Linked DNA regions of Homo sapiens: all the other regions are linked to region 3. Evidence: chromatin loops called from intact Hi-C (ENCODE). Cell type or tissue: B cell. All regions are shown on one strand. Each heading gives the region's core, and the rest is flanking DNA. Links, peaks and the distances in the headings are about the cores only.

Region 1 (5,704 bases), core at 205-5,204, 100 kb before region 3:
AGAGATGAAAGCGAGGATTTGGCGGCAGAGAATGTTTGCACTAAATCTCACGGACTGCTCTCTTCTCTTTCTGTGAATGGCTTGGGCGGGGCCTTTATGGTCTGCTGAGCCTGGGCCTTGGATACCCTGGTGAAAGGGGTTCTGGGAGCCCCATCTACTCAATCCCCTGGAGTATGAAGCCTATGGGGTGGCTGTCAGGCTGGTCATGTGGTTTGCTTAGTGTGGCAGGAGTCCCCAGTGGGAACACTTACGGAGTGATGTGTGTGCTGTGGAAAGCCCCTCCTTGGTGGCTGCAGAGCCATGGAACTCGTGGTTCACTTGTCTCCTCATCTCTAAATGTGGGCAATGATGGGGTGGGGGACACAGTGAATCCAACAGCTATGAAAGGGCTGGGGTTGGGTTTGGGTGGGATAGGCAGGGATGCCCTTTGATGACCTCTCAGGGGCTGCCCTTTCCCAGTGCACCCTAAGGGCGCAAGCCAAGGGGCACTCTACAGCAAGTGAGGTGCCTCAGGGCTGAAGAAAGCACTTGACCAGGAGTCAGGACCCTGGACAGGGCTAAGGCCTGGAGGCCCAGCTTCCCATCTGGCCCTTGCCCAATGGCTGGCCCTTCCCTCAGCCAGAGTGAAGGGGGAGTGAGTGCGGGCCTCCGAGCTGAGAGCTGAAGGCATGGGCCCTGGGATTCTTGGGAGGCTGGGCTAGGATTTTTGGTGGAAGTGCGCAAAGCCTGAAGTCTGCCCTGGGAGCTCCTTAAGGCAGTAGAAGGAAAAGGTGGAGCTGCCCCTGAGAACTCAGCCTGCTGTCTTCTGCTGCCTATGGCATCCCAACAGAGCTATCTATCTTTTGGCCCTGAAGTCCTGAGCCTGGCCTAGGGAGCTAGTATAATAATTTACACAATGAGTTTCTGGCCTTGCCTGGCTCACTAAATGGTGTAGCCATTGTTAGTGCTTAACCCTTTGTGGAACACATCTCTGAGAATCTAATGGAATTTACAGAGCAGAGATTATTGTTTTAATACCACCCCACCCCAGGTATTCTGACTTACATGGTCTGGAGTAGCACCCTAGGTACCTATACCTTTTTTTTTTTTTTTTTTTTTTTGAGATGGAGTTTTGCTTTTGTTGCCCAGGCTGTAGTGCAATGGTACGATCTCAGCTCACTGCAACCTCTGCCTCCTGGGTTCAAGTGATTCTCCTGCCTCAGCCTCTAGAGTAGCTGGGATTACAGGCATGTGCCACCACGTCCAGCTAATTTTTGTATTTTTAGTAGAGACAGGGTTTCTCCACGTTGGTCAGGGTGGTCTCGAACTCCCAACCTCAGGTGATCCGCCTGCCTCGGCCCCCCAGAGTGCTGGGATTACAAGCGTGAGCCACCATGCCTGGCCTTTTTTTTTGAGATGGAGTCTCACTTGGTTCCCCAGGCTGGAGTGCAGTGGTGTGATCTCAGCTCATTGCAACCTCCACCTCCTGGGTTGAAGAGATTCTCTTGCCTCAGCCTCCCGAATAGCTGGGACTACCGGCACTTGCCACCATGCCGGGCTAATTTTTGTATTTTTAGTAGAGACGGGGTTTAGCCATGTTGGCCAGGCTGGTCTCAAACTCCTGACCTCAAGTGATCTGCCTGCCTCAGGAAGTGCTGGGATTACAGGCATGAGCCACCGCACCTGGCCAGTACCTGTACTCTTTTTTTTTTTTTGAGACGGAGTCTCACCCTGTCGCCCAGGTTGGAGTGGAGTGGTGTGATCTCGGCTCACTGCAACCTCCATCTCCTGGGTTTAGGCAATTCCCCTGCCTCAGCCTCCCAAGTAGCTAGGATTACAGGTGCACGCCACCATGCCTGGCTGATTTTTGTATTTTTAGTAGAGACAGGGTTTCACCATGTTGGTCAGGCTTGTCTTGACCTGCCCTCGTGATCCGCCCACCTCGGCCTCCCAAAGTGCTGGGATTACAGGCGTGAGCCACTGTGCCCCCTAGTACCTGTACTTTTTTAACAAGACCTGCTATTGGGATCCAGGGTTAAGAACAACTGCCATAGGCCCGGTGCGGTGGCTCATGCCTGTAATCCCAGCACTTTGGGAGGCCAAGGCAGGCAGATCACTCTAGGTCAGGAGTTCAAGACCAGCCTGGCCAACATGGTGAAACCCTGTCTCTACTAAAAAAAATTTTAAAAATTAGCTGGTCATGGTGATGCACACCTGTAATCCCAGCTACTCAGGAGGTTGAGGCAGGAGGATCACTTGAGCCCAGGAGGCGGAGGTTGCAGTGAGCCGAGATTGCACCACTGCACTCCAGCCTGAGCTACAAAGCAAGACTCTGTCTCAAAAACAAAAAAAAGCAAAAAAAGCAAAAAGACAACTGCCATAGACTTTTCCCTTCCCTTTGCCTAAAACAGGAGTTCCTGGCTTGGTTGTTCCCTGGAAGCTTCTTTGAGTATTTTTGAGGGGGTGGGGAGTGGAAGCTGTGGCTAGGTTGAAGGAGAGGGAGGGAGGCTCTCCAGCCTGGTTCAAAGATCTAAGCAACGTCAGGGAGTGTGGGTGGGGGCAGTCCACCACTCCATGTCCTTCCCACAGGGGCTGGGGAATTAACAAATTTTTGCCCCACCCCGGACTTGCCGGAGGTGTGAAGGACAGTTCTGGGAGAGACCTGGAGGCCAGCCGCATGTTTTGGAGGGCTACTGTTTGAGGTAGTGTCCTCCTCTGGCCTGGGCAGAGACACAGGCGGAAGGGCAGGCCAAGCGGTGGGGGTTTCCCCAAGCAGGCTGTCTTGAGGTAGAAAGCTGCATTTTCAGGAAGTCAGAGTCCCCAGAAGTCAGCCAGTGGGCAGAGGCCTGGGTCTCTGGACCGGGAGCTGCTGATGCTGATCAAAATCAGCAAGTGCTTAAGAGTACCTAGTGGGCCTAGCTCAGTGCTGGGGACAGAAAGCACAGGCCCTGTCCCTGGGGAGCTTGTCCTTTGTCAGCAGGATGCAGGTGCTACACAGGAAGGTGTCTGTTATGGGAGGTGCAGCCTGGCTTTGCCAAAACACCCAGGCTTTGCCCGAGGACATCTGTGACCCCAGGCGAGTGAGCCTCAGAGCCCTTATCATAGAGTTCTGCCCTGGGTCCTCCCAGGGAGTTGATGATCTGTAGATGTGACTCCTTCCCGAGACTCATGGAGCCCTGGGGGGTGAAGGGAACCCCAGAGGTGAGTGGGGCAGGAGGTGGGGAGTGTCGGGTAAAGCAGGCCACCCTGAGCTGGAAGCCTGGATGGTGGGAGTGGGGATTCAGCTGTCAGCTCCTCTATAGGCTGTGGTGACAAATTAGTACATCCCTAGTTGCATGTACCACTGAGGCCCTTCACCAATGTGTAGCACTTAGTCCCTGGGGAAGGGGCCTGAGAGAAGCCTCTGCTGCCAGCAAGAGGGTGTCCCCCAGACCCAGTGTCCTTGAAAGTCCCTCTATATGGAGTGCCACCCCCCACTCCCCCAAAAAACACAGCGAGTGGAGATGCAGCTTCTTAGCTCAACCCATGCTTTTAAAAATGGAATCCTCCTTCTACCCTGGGTGAAGGGTAAAGACAGGGGTGGCCAGATTGTGTTGGGGCTCCAAACCACAGGATAAATAAGATGCCTTCTGAGGAGCAGAGGTGTTATCCAGATGTTTGAAATGCCATTTTATAGTAGAACAATGAAGGCGTATGGTACAGTAAAATGCAAAATGCCCATAATTTGATAGATAAAACAGGAGAATCCAAAAAAAGGTTTTGTGCTTGCCCTTGTGGTTTTGAGCCAAGTTTCCAGCCCACCAGCAGTTCCTTTGCTACCCTGTGAGGCAGGCGGGTTGGGGCGAGCCCTTCCGCTAGGCTAAGTGCCTGCTTTCTGAGACTCACACTGCCTTTCTCTGGGGTGGGGGGCAGGATCCACTTCTATAGTTGGAAACGTTGCTGCTCCGCCAGCTGGAAGGGCCTCCTGGCCTCTGGGACTTGTCTTGCAAAAGAAATGTGTGTAATAAATTCTCTTTAAGAGCAGGAAGTGCTGTTATCCTCATGAAAATAAAAGAAAGAGACGTTGAGTGGGGTTTTTTTTTTTTTAAGTGTCTTACGAACTTAGCCTAGTGGTAGCTTGCAACACAACTGGGCAGGGGGTAGCTATTCTCATAGCCCTTCTTTCGTGTTTTATACTGAATTTTAACTGCATAAGTTTGCTCTTGGCTGGGAAACTCTTTATCAGGTTCCGGCCCAGAAAAGATTTTTTAAAAGAAGAGCCCTCTGTGTCTTGCAAGCAGTATTGCTGTGGTTAAAGGACAGTGGGGACCTCACACAAGTGGTTTCACCTTTCTGAATCTCAGTCTCCACATCTGTAAAATGGGGGTAATATGAATTAGGAGCCACGATATATGTAAAACTTTAACATAATACCTGACATGCCTTAACAGGGCAATTACCTTTCTCTGTTAGCTGTCATTTCTAATGAGATGAGGTGCTCAGAAAACAATTGTGATGAGGTTGGCTCTTTAAGTACAGACCTTCAAACTTTCCTTGAGGGGTGAGGAAGAAGGCACCACTTCCAGCTCTACGTTGGGACTTTTGGTGTAGACAGATGTCCAGGAGAGATTGTCCTGGCCAAAGCCATTTTAATTGGCTTTGGGACAGTGACCAAGACCAGTTTCTCAGTTTCACCTGGAAGAATCCTGCCAGCCTCCTGCCTCTTCTCTCCCTGCTAAGACAGGGCAGGAAAGTTTAGTCATACTTCATACAAATCCTGGGATTCATTCATTCATTCATTCACTGACTCTTTACACAAGCATTTCGTTTTTTGTTTTTTTGTTTGTTTGTTTGTTTGTTTGTTTGTTTTGAGACAGGGTCTCCCTCTGTCACCCAGGCTGGAGTGCAGTGGCATGATCTCAGCTCACTGCAGCCTCTACCTCCTGGGCTCAGGCAGTCCTCCCGCTTGAGCCCCCCAGGTAGTTGGGACTACAGGCAAGCCACCATAACTGGCTAATTTTTGTTCCACAAGCATTTCTTGAGTACCTGCTGTGTGTCAAACACTGTGCCAAAAGCAGGCACAGTGATAAACAGGACATATGCAGTCCCTGTCTTCTTGCAGCTTGACTATTAGAAGAGATGGACATTAAAAATATAATTGCACAAATAGGCTGGGCGTGGTGGCTCACACCTGTAATCCCAGCACTTTGGGAGGCTGAGGTGGGTGGATCACTTGAGGTCAGGAGTTCGATACCAGCCTGGCCAAGATGGTGAAATCCTGTCTCTACTAAAAACATAAAAATTAGCTGGGCGCGGTGGCCGGTGCCTGTAATCCCAGCTACTCAGGAGGCTGAGGCAGGAGAATCGCTGGAACCTGGGAGGCGGAGGTTGCAGTGAGCCGAGATCACACCACTGCACTCCAGCCTGGGTGACAGAACGAGACACCGTCTCAAAAAAAAAAAAATGTGTATATATAATTACACAAGTAATTATATTTTGTAGTGTGGTAACTGCTGGAGCTTTTCTCTTAAGTAACTAAATTTCCTCTTGGTGCCTCTTAGTTTGAAATACTCTGTGATACAGTAGTTCACCCCTTGAGAAAAGGAAGCAGAGAACCAAAGTCCCAGGATGAAGTGTTCAAATCTTAGCTACAAATCTTGAGATTGTATATTAAACCTTGTAGCCTGGTGTCTACTGGCCATGTGGTTAGTGCACAGTGAAAGTTGCCTTTTGTCACTATCTTTAT
Region 2 (5,704 bases), core at 480-5,479, 280 kb before region 3:
TATATTTCCTCAAATTAGGCCAGGCACAGTGGCTCATGCCTGTAATCCTAGCTCTTTCACAGGTCCAAGACAGGAAGATCGCTTAAGCCCAGGTGATGGAGGCTGCAGTGAGCTATGATCATGCCACTGCGCTGCAGCCTGGGCAACAGGGAGACTCCATTTCTTAAAAAAAAAAAAAAAAAAAAAGAGAGAGAAAGAAGGCAAATTGATCCATCATATCTCATATAGACTTACAAAGAAAGAAGAAAATATTATTTTTGTATCAGATAAAGCAAACAAGAACATCTGCTGCATATGAAACAGCTATACTATATCGTCAAGATCATAAACCTTAAAGGATGTAAATAGATTCCAATAAATAGAATACATACTTATTTAAATATTTTTAAAATCATTAATTTTCTACCCCAACCCTAAGGAATGTTAATGCTCCTTTCTCCACACTCCTCAGTTGTTTCTCCTGGGCTGAACTGTCACACCTACATAGGATTCTGTCTTCTTCCCTGATCTCTCCTGATATTGTTCCTCATTTCTAAAAGCCTACTGGTAATCTTTACTTAAATGTACTCCTGTCACCTCAAATTCAACATTTCCAAAATTGAAGTACTTCCCAAACCATGTCTCTTTTGAGTCTTTCGTATTTCTATCAATTGTATCAATCACTGAACCTCAGAGACCTTTGACTCCTTCTATAGTCTTTCTATAGTCTTCTACACTCTTTCATGTCTTTTTTTTTTTAGACAAGGTGTTGCTCTGTTGCCCAGGCTGGACTGCAATAGTGTGATCTCGGCTCACTGCAACCTCCTCCTCTTGGGTTCAAGCAATTCTTCTGCCTCAGCCTCCCGAATAGCTGGGATTACAGGCATGCACTACCATCCCCGGCTAATTTTTGTATTTTTAGTAGAGATGGGGGTTTCACTACATTGGCCAGGCTGGTCTCGAACTCCTGACCTCAGGTGATCTGCCTGCCTCAGCCTCCCAAAGTTCTGAGATTACAGGCGTGAGCCACAGCGCCCTTTTTTTTTTTCTTTTGAGATGGAGTCTCACTCTGACGCCCAGGCTAGAGTGCAGTGGCGTGATCTCGGCTCACTGCAACCTCCACCTTCTGGGTTTGAGCGATTGTCGTGCCTCAGCCTCCTAAGTAGCTGGGATTACAGGGGCGCGACACTATGCCTGGCTAATTTTTTTTTTTTTTTTCCTTTTCTTTTGAGACAGAGTCTTGCTCTGTCGCCCAGGCTGGAGTGCAGTGGCGCTGTCTTGGCTCACTGCAAGCTCCGCCTCCCGGGTTCACGCCATTCTCCTGCCTCAGCCTCCGCAGTAGCTGGGACCACAAGCACCCGCCACCTCGCCCGGCTAATTTTTTGTATTTTTTAGTAAAGACGGGGTTTCACCGCGTTAGCCAGGATGGTCTCGATCTCCTGACCTCGTGATCCACCCGCCTCAGCCTCCCAAAGCGCTGGGAGCGTGAGCCACCGCACCCGGCCTTAATTTTTTTTGTTTAATTTTTAGTAGAGACGGGGTTTCACTATGTTGTCCAGGACGGTCTTGAACCCCTGACCTCAGGTGATCCACCCGCCTCGGCCTCTCAAAGTGCTGGGATTACAAGCGTGAGCCACCGCACCCGGCCTCATGTCTTTTTTTTTTGTTTTTTACAATACAGCATGTTCTAACTTTACTTTTCATTCACATTGCTGCATTTTAGCAAGGGTCCTCAGACATTTTCCAAAATTCCTTAATTGAACTCCTAACAGACCTATTTTTACTCTTAGTCCTCCAATCTATTCTGCACAATAGTGGTAGATTAAAATTTACATTTCTTTACACTGAATTCAAAACCTTCACGACTTTCCACCTCTTACAAAATCAAGTTTTGACTCCTTAGCCTAAAAGACTTTAAAATCTACCTCCAATTTACTGTTCTAATATACCTCTTTCCAATTCTGCTCAGAAAACTCTACAGGCACATGTCTTTGCTCTTTGTCCTTTCCACTTTGCCCTTTATCCTTTGTCCTTCTTTAGTCTCTTTTGAGTTTATGTTGTTCCTCTAACCTAGAACACAACAGTTTCTCCCTCTTATCTAAACCCTCCACATCCTTCAAAGCCAAATTCATGTCCCATTTCCTCAAAAAAACTTTCCCTACCAGGGAAAGGACTTTGTGTTGATTCCTTGGCATTTATTATGAGCCACTTTTTATTCAGTATGATTTTCATATACTCTCCTTTCTGATTAAATTATAGAAGTCTTTAAGGGCAGGAACTATCTTTTACCTCCTTATAGTCTCAGTACCTAGCACCATGCCTTGCACATAGCAGAAATTTTTATTAAGTATTATACTTGAATATTTCTGAATAATTATTAAACAATATTGGTGTAGCTTTTGTTACATACCCCAAAACACATATATCTTGTATCACTATAAAATTACAAAATGTAGATAAGATAGAGTATTACACTTGTTTCTCCATAATATGAATCAGTACGTGTGAACTAAAATATTTTATGCAATTTTTTATTCCATAACAATTTTTTCTTTTGACTTAGATGATTAAGGCAAAAGAAGCAAACCTTTAGAAACTTTATTTCTCTCATCGCAATTTTGTTGACAGATTGTTCTGGTCTCTCATAAAATATCTTAATGGCCACTATCTGCCCAGTATTCTTATGTTTACATTTCATGACTGTTCCGTAACTTCCCTCTCCCACTTTTCCAAGGGTTTCATACATCTCCATTTTCAAGCTGGGCTTTTACTACTTTATAGAAATAAAGAAAGAAAATGGAAAATGTTAAACGTTTATACTTTTATTTATTAAAACTAGATAATGCATATCCACAATAAACCCACAGTCTCAAATATAGAGACATTAAAAAAAAAAAAGGAATCTTTTCCACTGAGCCTTTTTGTCTTTGGGAACTAAAGACAGCTTGAGTAAGGTGTCCTTCTGAGGCTCCACCTCTCACCAGAACTTAGGGGTACTCCTGCTGTCTCGGTCATGCCCATCAACACTGAGACTACCACACTATAAGTCACCATCCATCAAGCATGGGGTCCCTACACTTCCTGTCATGTTCCTGTCAAATAATAGGTTCCCGCACTACTGCAGTCGCCCACTTATCAGGCCCAAGGTCCTAAAAAAAGCCTGGTCTCGCCCGCAACTCAAACCACACGTCTTAGGATGCCGGACCGGCGTCACGCCCCACGTCCCGCTGTTGACTTTATCCAAACAGCCGCCGCCGCCTCAGCCCATTCTGTGGTCCCGCTGGTCTGGCTCTGCGTAGTTCCAGTGGAGCCACCGAACACTGATACTACTTTGTTGCTCAGCCCCGCAAGGAACCGGCCACTTGCCACCATGGAAACGCCGGCGGAGTTGCTGCGTTCTAGACTCGTGCGCAAGACCGGAACATGGGCAGGGTCCCGACCCGGAAGGGGAAGTGGGAAGAAACGGAAACCTACTCTGGGTAGGCGCAAGGTGGAAGAGTGCTGTGCTTGGGAATGGGGGAGGGGAGTACAGATTGCTGTCGCAGCTGAGCCTCCTCACAAGGTTGCTTTTGAATGTGGATAGGAAGGATCTGCATCTTTTTTTTTTTTTTTTTTTTTTTTGAGATAGTCTAGCTCTGTCGCCCAGGCTGGACTGCAGTGTCGCTGATCTTGGCTCACTGCAACCTCCTCCTTCCAGGTTTAAGTGATTTTCCTGCCTCAGCCTCCCGAGTAGCTGGGATTACAGGCGTGTGCCACCACGCCCGGATAATTTTGTATTTTTAGTAGAGACGGGGTTTCTACCATGTTGGCCAGGCTGGTCTCGAACTCCCAACATCAGGTGATCCGCCTGCCTCGGCCTCCCAAAGTGCTGGGATTACAGGCGTAAGCCACCGCCCCCGGTCAAGATGGTTCTTAAATCAAAAACTTTTCTTGAACACTTGCCATATGCCTTTTAATTTTTTCCAACTGCTAGTAATCTTTTTTAAAGAAAAAAAACCTCCCTCACCACATGTCAAACTCTAGGAAAGCAAGTAATTCGAAGAGTTCCACCATATACGAAATGATGTACAAGAGCACGGAAATAAAGAGGCCAGTGTCTAACTGCTTAAGTAGACATAGAGTTCAACTGGAATGACAGTCCCTAATGAATAACCACCATATCACTAGACCAAGTGCCTAGGGAGTGCTTTCTTTATTGAATAGGGCTTTCTTTGCTTTCTTCTATAAAATGAGTTAAATGTAAAAAAGCGAAATCTCGCTATGCTTCCGCTAAATAAGAGGAAAGGCATTATTTAATAAATCTAGTCTGGTGGGTCCCACCCAGCATGCATATTTAAATCACACCTGGAGAGCTTTTAGAAAGCATCCCAACCCCCACCTCCACACCCCTGCCCCAATGCCAGAGCACCTGATTTAATTGGGATAGCGTAAATAAATTAGTATTTTTGAAGCTTCTCAAGTTTTTTCTATGCTGCTAGGGTTTATATTGAGAGAAAGGAGAAGTGGTCATCGTTTTCATTGATCACCTAAAATATTCAGAATTGTCTTTTCTTTGAAGGTTATTCAGACGGGCGCAGTGGCTAACGCCTGTAATCCCAGCACTTTGGGAGGCCCAGGCGGGCGGATCACGAGGTCAGGAGATCGAGACCATCCTGGCTAACACGGTGAAACCCCATTTCTACTAAAAAATAGAAAAAATTAGCTGGGCGTGGTGGCGGGCGCCTGTAGTCCCAGCTACTCGGGAGGCGGAGGCAGGAGAATGGCGTGAATCCGGGAGGCGGAGCTTGCAGTGAGCGGAGATCGCACCACTACATTCCAGCCTGGGTGGCAGAGCGAGACTCCATCTCAAAAAAAAAAAAAAAAAAAAAAAGAAAGTTATTCAACCACAATATAAAATACCTTCTATAAATAAGAATGTCATAGTAAATCTTATAGTGGGCTCAAACTTGGTGTAAGCATATTATTTGTTGTGGGCTAAATATTTGCAAGGAGGCTGCGCACAGTGGCTCACACCTGTAATCCCAGGGAGGCCAAGGTGGGCAGATCACTTGAGCCCAGGAGTTCCAGACCAGCCTGGGCAAGAGGGCAAAACTCCATCTCTACAAAAAATTAGCCGGGCATGGTGGTGCACACCTGTGGTCCCAGCTACTTGGGCGTCTGAAGGAGAATTACTGGAGCCCAGAAGGTCAAGGCTGCAGTGAGCCCTGTTCACACCACTGCACTCCAACCTGGGTGACAGAGCAAAACTCTGTCTCAAAAAATAAAAAAATTTGCCCAGGACAAAGATGAACCAAACTGAGTCCCTGCCCTCAATGAACTCATAATCCAGAGCTACAGAACTGATAACAGCATACAGTTAATAGCTTTAAAATTATTCCTTCTACAAGTAGGTTATGGCAGGCCTGGTTAACAAGGACAGCCAGTGATTCTTGCTAATACACAGCTGTAAGACTTTATGATGCACATTCACTGAATCAGTTAAAAGTGTTATATCATTTTGGAAAATAATAAACTGTTTCCAAAACAATTATAAATCCCTGTAGTCTCTGAATTCCTTACCTCTATTGCCTCCAGTTCCCATCTTCAGGACTTCGTTGGTGGGTCAGGAGGACTCTGAGCACTTTTGTATCCATTCGTCAGCTCAACAGGGAAAGAGGGGGTAGGAGGAGGACCTCAGCATTGCCCTAATCTTGCCCATAGTTCCATGGAACCAGAAAGGGTTAAC
Region 3 (5,704 bases), core at 452-5,451:
ATCAAGATCATTCAAAAGGAGCTGAATAAAAAGAGATAATTAAACTAATGCAGGTTTGAGATCAGGTATTTGCCTCTTTGAAGAGTGACCCTGATTTTGTCTGACCTCAGAAAGGTTGTTTCTCTCTGAGCTCTATTTCCTCTTCAAAACATTGAGAGGCTTGTGTCTGTGCAATTTTAAAGTGTTTTTGGATCTATAACTTGGGATTTTGTTATAGTGGCTCCAAACTGTAAACAATTTGACCAAAAGTATCATCTTCATCTTAAGATTTTAACTGGGCGTGGTGGCTCAAACCTGTAATCTCATTTTGGAAGGATGAGGCAGGAGGATCTCTTGCAAGACCTTCTCTTTACAAAAACAAACAAACAAACAAACAAACAAATAAAAACCTAGCCAGGCATAATGGCACACACCTGTAGTTCCAGCTACTCAGGAGGCTGAGGCTGGAGGACTGCTTGAGCCCAGGAGGTTGAGGCAGCAATGAGCTGTGACTGCACCACTGCACTCCAGCCTGGACAACAGACTGTCTCAAAAAAAAAAAAAAAGTTATTGTACTTGGATCTTGTACAAAGGAATTGAATTGTTAAATGCTACTTACAGCAAATATTTATTTATTTTTATTTTTTATTTTTTGAGACAGTCTTGCTGTGTCAGCCAGGCTGGAGTGCAGTGGCACAATCTTGGCTCACAGCAACCTCCGTCTCCTGGGTTCAAGCAATTCTCCTGCCTCATCCTCCTGAGTAGCTGGGATTACAGGCATGTGCCACCACACCTGGCTAATTTTTGTATTTTCAGTAGAGACAGAGTTTCACCATGTTGGCCAGGCTGGTTTTGAACTCCTGACCTCAGGTAATCCGCCCGCCTTGGCCTCCCAAAGTGCTGGGATTACAGTTGTAAGCTACCACGCCCGAGCAAATACATTTTTAGTAAAGTTCTGAGGCAAATGATGAAAACAGGGTTAGTATAAAATTTAGTATTTAGTTATTTGAATTTTTACTGACCTTTTTTAGGCCTGACACAGTGGTTTATTCTTTTTCTTTTCTTAGAGACAAGATCTCACTCTGTCATGCAGGCTGGAGTGCAGTGGTGAGATCACAGCTCACTGTAGCCTCGAACTCCTGGGTTCAGGTGATCCTCCCACATCAGCCTCCTGAGTAGCTGGGACTACAGGGATGTGCCACCACACTGGCCACTTTTTAAAAATTTATTTAATTAAAAACATTGGCTGGGCATGGTGGCTTACGCCTGTAATCCCAGCACTTTGGGAGGCTGAGGCGGGTGGATCAACTGAGGTCAGGTGTTCAAGACCAGCCTGGCCAACATGGTGAAACCCTGTCTCTACTAAAAATACAAAAATTAGCCAGGCATGGTGGCAGGAGCCTGTAATCCCAGCTACTCGGGAGACTGAGGCAGGAGAATTGCTTGAACCCAGGAGGCGGAGGTTGCAGTGAGCGGAGATGGCACCACTGCACTCCAGCCTGGGCAACAGACCAAGACTCTGTCTCAAAAATATATATATATATATATTTTTTAAATAGAGATAAGGGGACTCTCCCTGTTGTCCAGACTGGTCTCAAACTCCTGGCCTCAAGTAATCCTTCTGTCTCAGCCTCCCAAAGTGCTTGGATTACAGGAGTGAGCCACCTTGCCCAGCCCGACACAGTGGTTTAGATCTGGCTTTTTTTTGTATGTAATATAACACTTCATAGCAGGCATTTGGTATTAAATGAATTAGGTAAGATGTACTTCACACTGAGGTTTCGAAACCGCGTGGCATGACATTTTAATCCACAGTACAAATCTGTAAAGGAGGGCTTTATCGTCAGCACAGAGCAGGAAAAACCTAAATAGAATGAAGGCAGCTAAGATGATTACTCAATCATTAATTAACTATGTTGTCCAATCACCGCAGTTTCGACCTCCCTTTGGCTTCAAAAGTCAAAAAAGTCAACTTGCAAAAAAAAAAAAAGTCTACTTGCTCTGAAAGGAAGTTTGAGTTCTTTACCTTACTGTAAACTCTTAGAAGAGGAAACAAAACTGCCATTTAAATGTGCTAATGAACTTGAGCGTGACTATGCTGTGAATCAGCGAGTTTCAAAATTAAAATTCCTCTGAGTCCTCCAGTCAAAGACAAAGGCCTCCTTCTTGGCTTGATCACACTATTAACATGTACACATATTTAACCACCTCTTTTTAAAACCCCTTATAATTTACATCTGAAACACGAAGACGAAATGTGAATGAAATACTGCGATGAACATTAACCGCCCCAGCTCCCAGTGGTGGTACGGTCTCAACAGAGGACGATGACTTCTATGGTCTCAGGTAATCTTCACAAAACCCGAGGAGAGGAACTGTCAGTCCCACCCCACGAAAGCGGCTACTGAATCTCAGATTGCCCCACGATCCTGGCTCTGCGAGCGAGGTCACGTTCACAACGGCGGGAATTTCCGTAGCGGTGACACACGGCACTTCCGGCCGGCCGTGAGAGTCGGTGACGTGGCGGCGAGGCCGGGCACGGTCGTCGGGGTCGGGGCACCAGGAGCTGTCAGGTGGCCTCGGGGCAGCCCGGCTGGCAGAGAAGAGTTCGCCGGCGCGGCGGCGGCTGCTGCGAGCCCGGAGCCGGAAGTGCCACGTGTCCTGATTGCGGCTGCGCGGCCGGCGGCTGACAGGCACTTCCGGCCAGGGCCTCCCTCCTTCTCTCTAGGTTTGGCTGCCGCCTTCTAGCCGGGCGTTCGCGGCCCCGCCGGCCCGACTCTCAAGCCTCAGCTCCCAGGCTAGGCTGTGGCCGCCGGTGGCCTGGGGAGAGTGCGGCGCCATGCCTCGGGCTTAATGCGCCCCCCCCTCTTCTCCCAGTCTTCAGTCTTAAGTCGTTAGCCTCCTCCCTCCGCTTTCAGCAGTGGTCTTTCAGCTCTCTTCTTGTGCGCTGTTGTCGACCCCGACCAGCCCCTTCCAACCCAGTCATCATGTCCCAGCCGGGAATACCGGCCTCCGGCGGCGCCCCAGCCAGCCTCCAGGCCCAGAACGGAGCCGCCTTGGCCTCGGGGTCTCCCTACACCAACGGTGAGTGCTGTCCGGGGGGAGGGCGCAGCCTGGCCAGGGCTGACTGACCTTTGCGTGCCACTGCTGCTTGAGGCGACATAGATAGAGAGAGTGACCTCCTTACCGGGTTCTGGCGCGGATGGTGGTGGGCGGCTGGGCCAGGGGACCACGGCAGTTGTGCACCTGTAGCCCCAGGCTCGTCTCAGTCTTTCACATTTATTTAGTCGGTCACCAAAACAGTAAATGAGCACCTGCTGTATGCAACGCCCTGGGTGAAACACGGGTGAGAAAATGCCTCAAAACTCGAATATAAGGATCATAGTGTTTGTGTGCCTTCGCCTTCCTTGCCACCTCACCCCAGTCTCCTAGAGAGCAGGATGTGGGGTCTGATTCTTCTGGGTTCCGCAGGCCCTGAAGTGGGGTGGGGGTCGTACTCAGTCTGAGTTTCTGGAGATGAATGCATGCTTTTGGGACACCCCTTTAGGGCCTACTCATCTCTCCCAGAACCTTCCCAGAATTGTACCTACAACAGCTGTTCAATGTTTCAGCTGTGGAAAAACCAAATAGAAGGGAGGATCTCCTGGTTGACTTCTAGATGTCTGGACAGCATTTGGAAAGTGGGTGGACACAACTCTCTGAATCTCTGACAAGAGTCTACATGTACATTATAGTTTGTCATTTGATGTGAGAATGTCTTATAATTTTATACCTCTTCTAGGATTCCTTAAATCGTCCTACATTGTGATTTGCTAAGATTATTTCAGTTGTTACAATAGACAAAGACTTTCTGCCGACAGATTGCCTACTTACCAATTTACTTACAAATCTTTGGTTTACAGAAATAAGACTAGTAGAATAATGCTAAAGAACTTAAGTTGCCCATTAGAGTCTAAGAGTTCTGTGAAGTTGGAGAATACAGACAGTGACTAAAATCTCTAATTTACATTGTTTTTAGAGAAGACCGCTGTTTTCTTTACAAAGATGGCTCTAAAAGACTTTTAAAAATGTCTGTGAGTAGGCAACTATGTGGGCAGAAGAAAGAATAAGTGGAGGAAAGCCACTGAAAGGGTACTGAGTTAACCATTCTTTCTCAAAATTATGGTAACAGATTATGTACACTACATTTTATTCTAGAATATTTAGTAACATTTACACTGAGGATGAGAAAAAATGTTACATGGCTATGGATTTTTCTTATAATCTATAAATTGCAGTTTTACATTAACTTTAAATGACAAATCCTCAAATGTGCTTCAACATTTATATATGAGTGTAGTTGTCATAATATTGAAATGTTAAAGGGATTTGACCACTGTGGTATGCTGTATTAGAGATACTGTCACTATGTTGATTTGATACAGTCCAACAGACATTTGTTCCACATCTTTTTTTTTTTTTTTGAGATGGAGTCTTGTTCTGTTGCCCAGGCTGGAGTGCAGTGGTGGTGATCTTGGCTCACTGCAACCTCTGATTCCTGGGTTCAAGCGATTCTCCTGCCTCCTTAACCTTCCAAAGTGCTGTAATTACAGGCCTGATCCACGGTACCCAGACCTCTTTTTTAAAATATAATTTTCATAGTCTTTTTATAAGTTCCATTTCTACAGGGTTTTTTGTTTGTTTGTTTGTTTGTTTGTTTTTTGAGACGGAGTTTTGCTTTTGTCTCCCAGGCTGGAGTGCAATGGCGCTATCTCGGCTCACTGCAACCTCCTCCTCCCAGGTTCAAGCAATTCTCCTGCCTCAGCCTCTGAAGTAGCTGGGATTACAGGCACGTGTCACCACACCCAGCTAATTTTTATATTTTTAGTAGAGACGGGGTTTCACCATGCTGGTCAGGCTGATGTCAAACTCCTGACCTCTAGTGATCCACCCACCTTGGTCTCCCAAAGTGCTGGGATTACAGGCATGAGCCACTGTGCCTGGCCTCTACAGGTTTTTTGTATTTTGCCTTTTTTTTTTTTTTGAGACAGGATCTTACTTAAACTGTCCCTCAAGCTGGAGTGCAGTGGCAGGATCACAACTCACTGTCACTCCTGGGCTCAAGCAATCCTCACACCTCAGCCTCCCCAGTAGCTAGAACTACAGGTGCATACCACCAGGCCCCATTTTTTATATAAGTATATAATATATATATATAATGTATATATTTTATTATTATTTTTTGAGTCAGAGTTTCACTCTGTTGCCCAGGCTGGAGTACAATGGCTCGATCTCGGCTCACTGCAACCTCCATGTCTCAGGTTCAAGTGATTCTCGTGCCTCAGCCTCCCGAGTAGCTGGGATTACAGGCCTGTGCCACCACAACCGGCTAATTTTTGTATTTTTAGTAGAGATGGGGTTTCACCATGTTGGCCAGGCTGGTCTTGAACTCCAAACCTCATAATGATCCGCCCACCCTGGCATCCCAAAGTGCTGGGATTACAGGCATGAGCCACCACGCCCGGCCTAATGTAAAGATATATGTATATTATATATATAATGTTTTATATATATTTTGTAGAGATGAGTCTCTCTATGTTGCCTAGGCTGGTCTGAAATTCCTGACCTCAAGTGATCCTCCTGACTCAGCCTTCCAAAGTGCTGGGATTAGAGGCATGAGCTACCAAGCCTAGCCTGGGTTGTTTTATTGTTCATCCTGCTAATAATACAGAGAGTAGGGATATGG

Evidence for each region. A loop is a pair of places that touch in the nucleus more often than their neighbours do. Peaks named below come from ENCODE experiments on the same cell type or tissue, not always from the same donor. Only the 100,000 strongest peaks of a DNase experiment are listed, where the experiment ranks them.
Region 1: a loop joins it to region 3, with 6 times the contacts of the local background. A loop is called at or near these places in 2 of 110 quality-filtered maps.
Region 2: a loop joins it to region 3, with 24 times the contacts of the local background. A loop is called at or near these places in 17 of 110 quality-filtered maps.

The regions. Positions count from the first base shown.
Region 1 is chr5:134,541,359-134,547,062 of GRCh38, forward strand. All of the region lies in intron 3 of JADE2 (jade family PHD finger 2), which reads left to right. Among named protein-coding and RNA genes, the nearest start is that of JADE2, 19 kb to the left of the region's middle. RefSeq lists enhancers at 1-246, 2,243-2,342, 2,443-2,672, 2,773-3,042, 3,103-3,202 and 1 more. In B cell, for the core only: no CTCF peak of the experiment used is centred there; DNase peaks (open chromatin) are centred at 2,913 and 3,893; H3K4me3 peaks cover 2,060 bases; H3K27ac peaks cover 4,913 bases.
Region 2 is chr5:134,363,793-134,369,496 of GRCh38, forward strand. It overlaps CDKL3 (cyclin dependent kinase like 3), which reads right to left and starts at 3,379. Exons shown (of 13, transcript NM_001113575.2): 1 at 3,185-3,379; 2 at 2,567-2,752. The coding sequence starts at 2,731. In B cell, for the core only: no CTCF peak of the experiment used is centred there; a DNase peak (open chromatin) is centred at 3,419; H3K4me3 peaks cover 1,553 bases; H3K27ac peaks cover 1,027 bases.
Region 3 is chr5:134,646,111-134,651,814 of GRCh38, forward strand. SEC24A (SEC24 homolog A, COPII component) reads left to right here and starts at 2,675. Exons shown (of 23, transcript NM_021982.3): 1 at 2,675-3,063. The coding sequence starts at 2,967. RefSeq lists enhancers at 2,216-2,275, 2,286-2,575, 2,323-2,860. In B cell, for the core only: no CTCF peak of the experiment used is centred there; a DNase peak (open chromatin) is centred at 2,541; H3K4me3 peaks cover 2,656 bases; H3K27ac peaks cover 3,576 bases.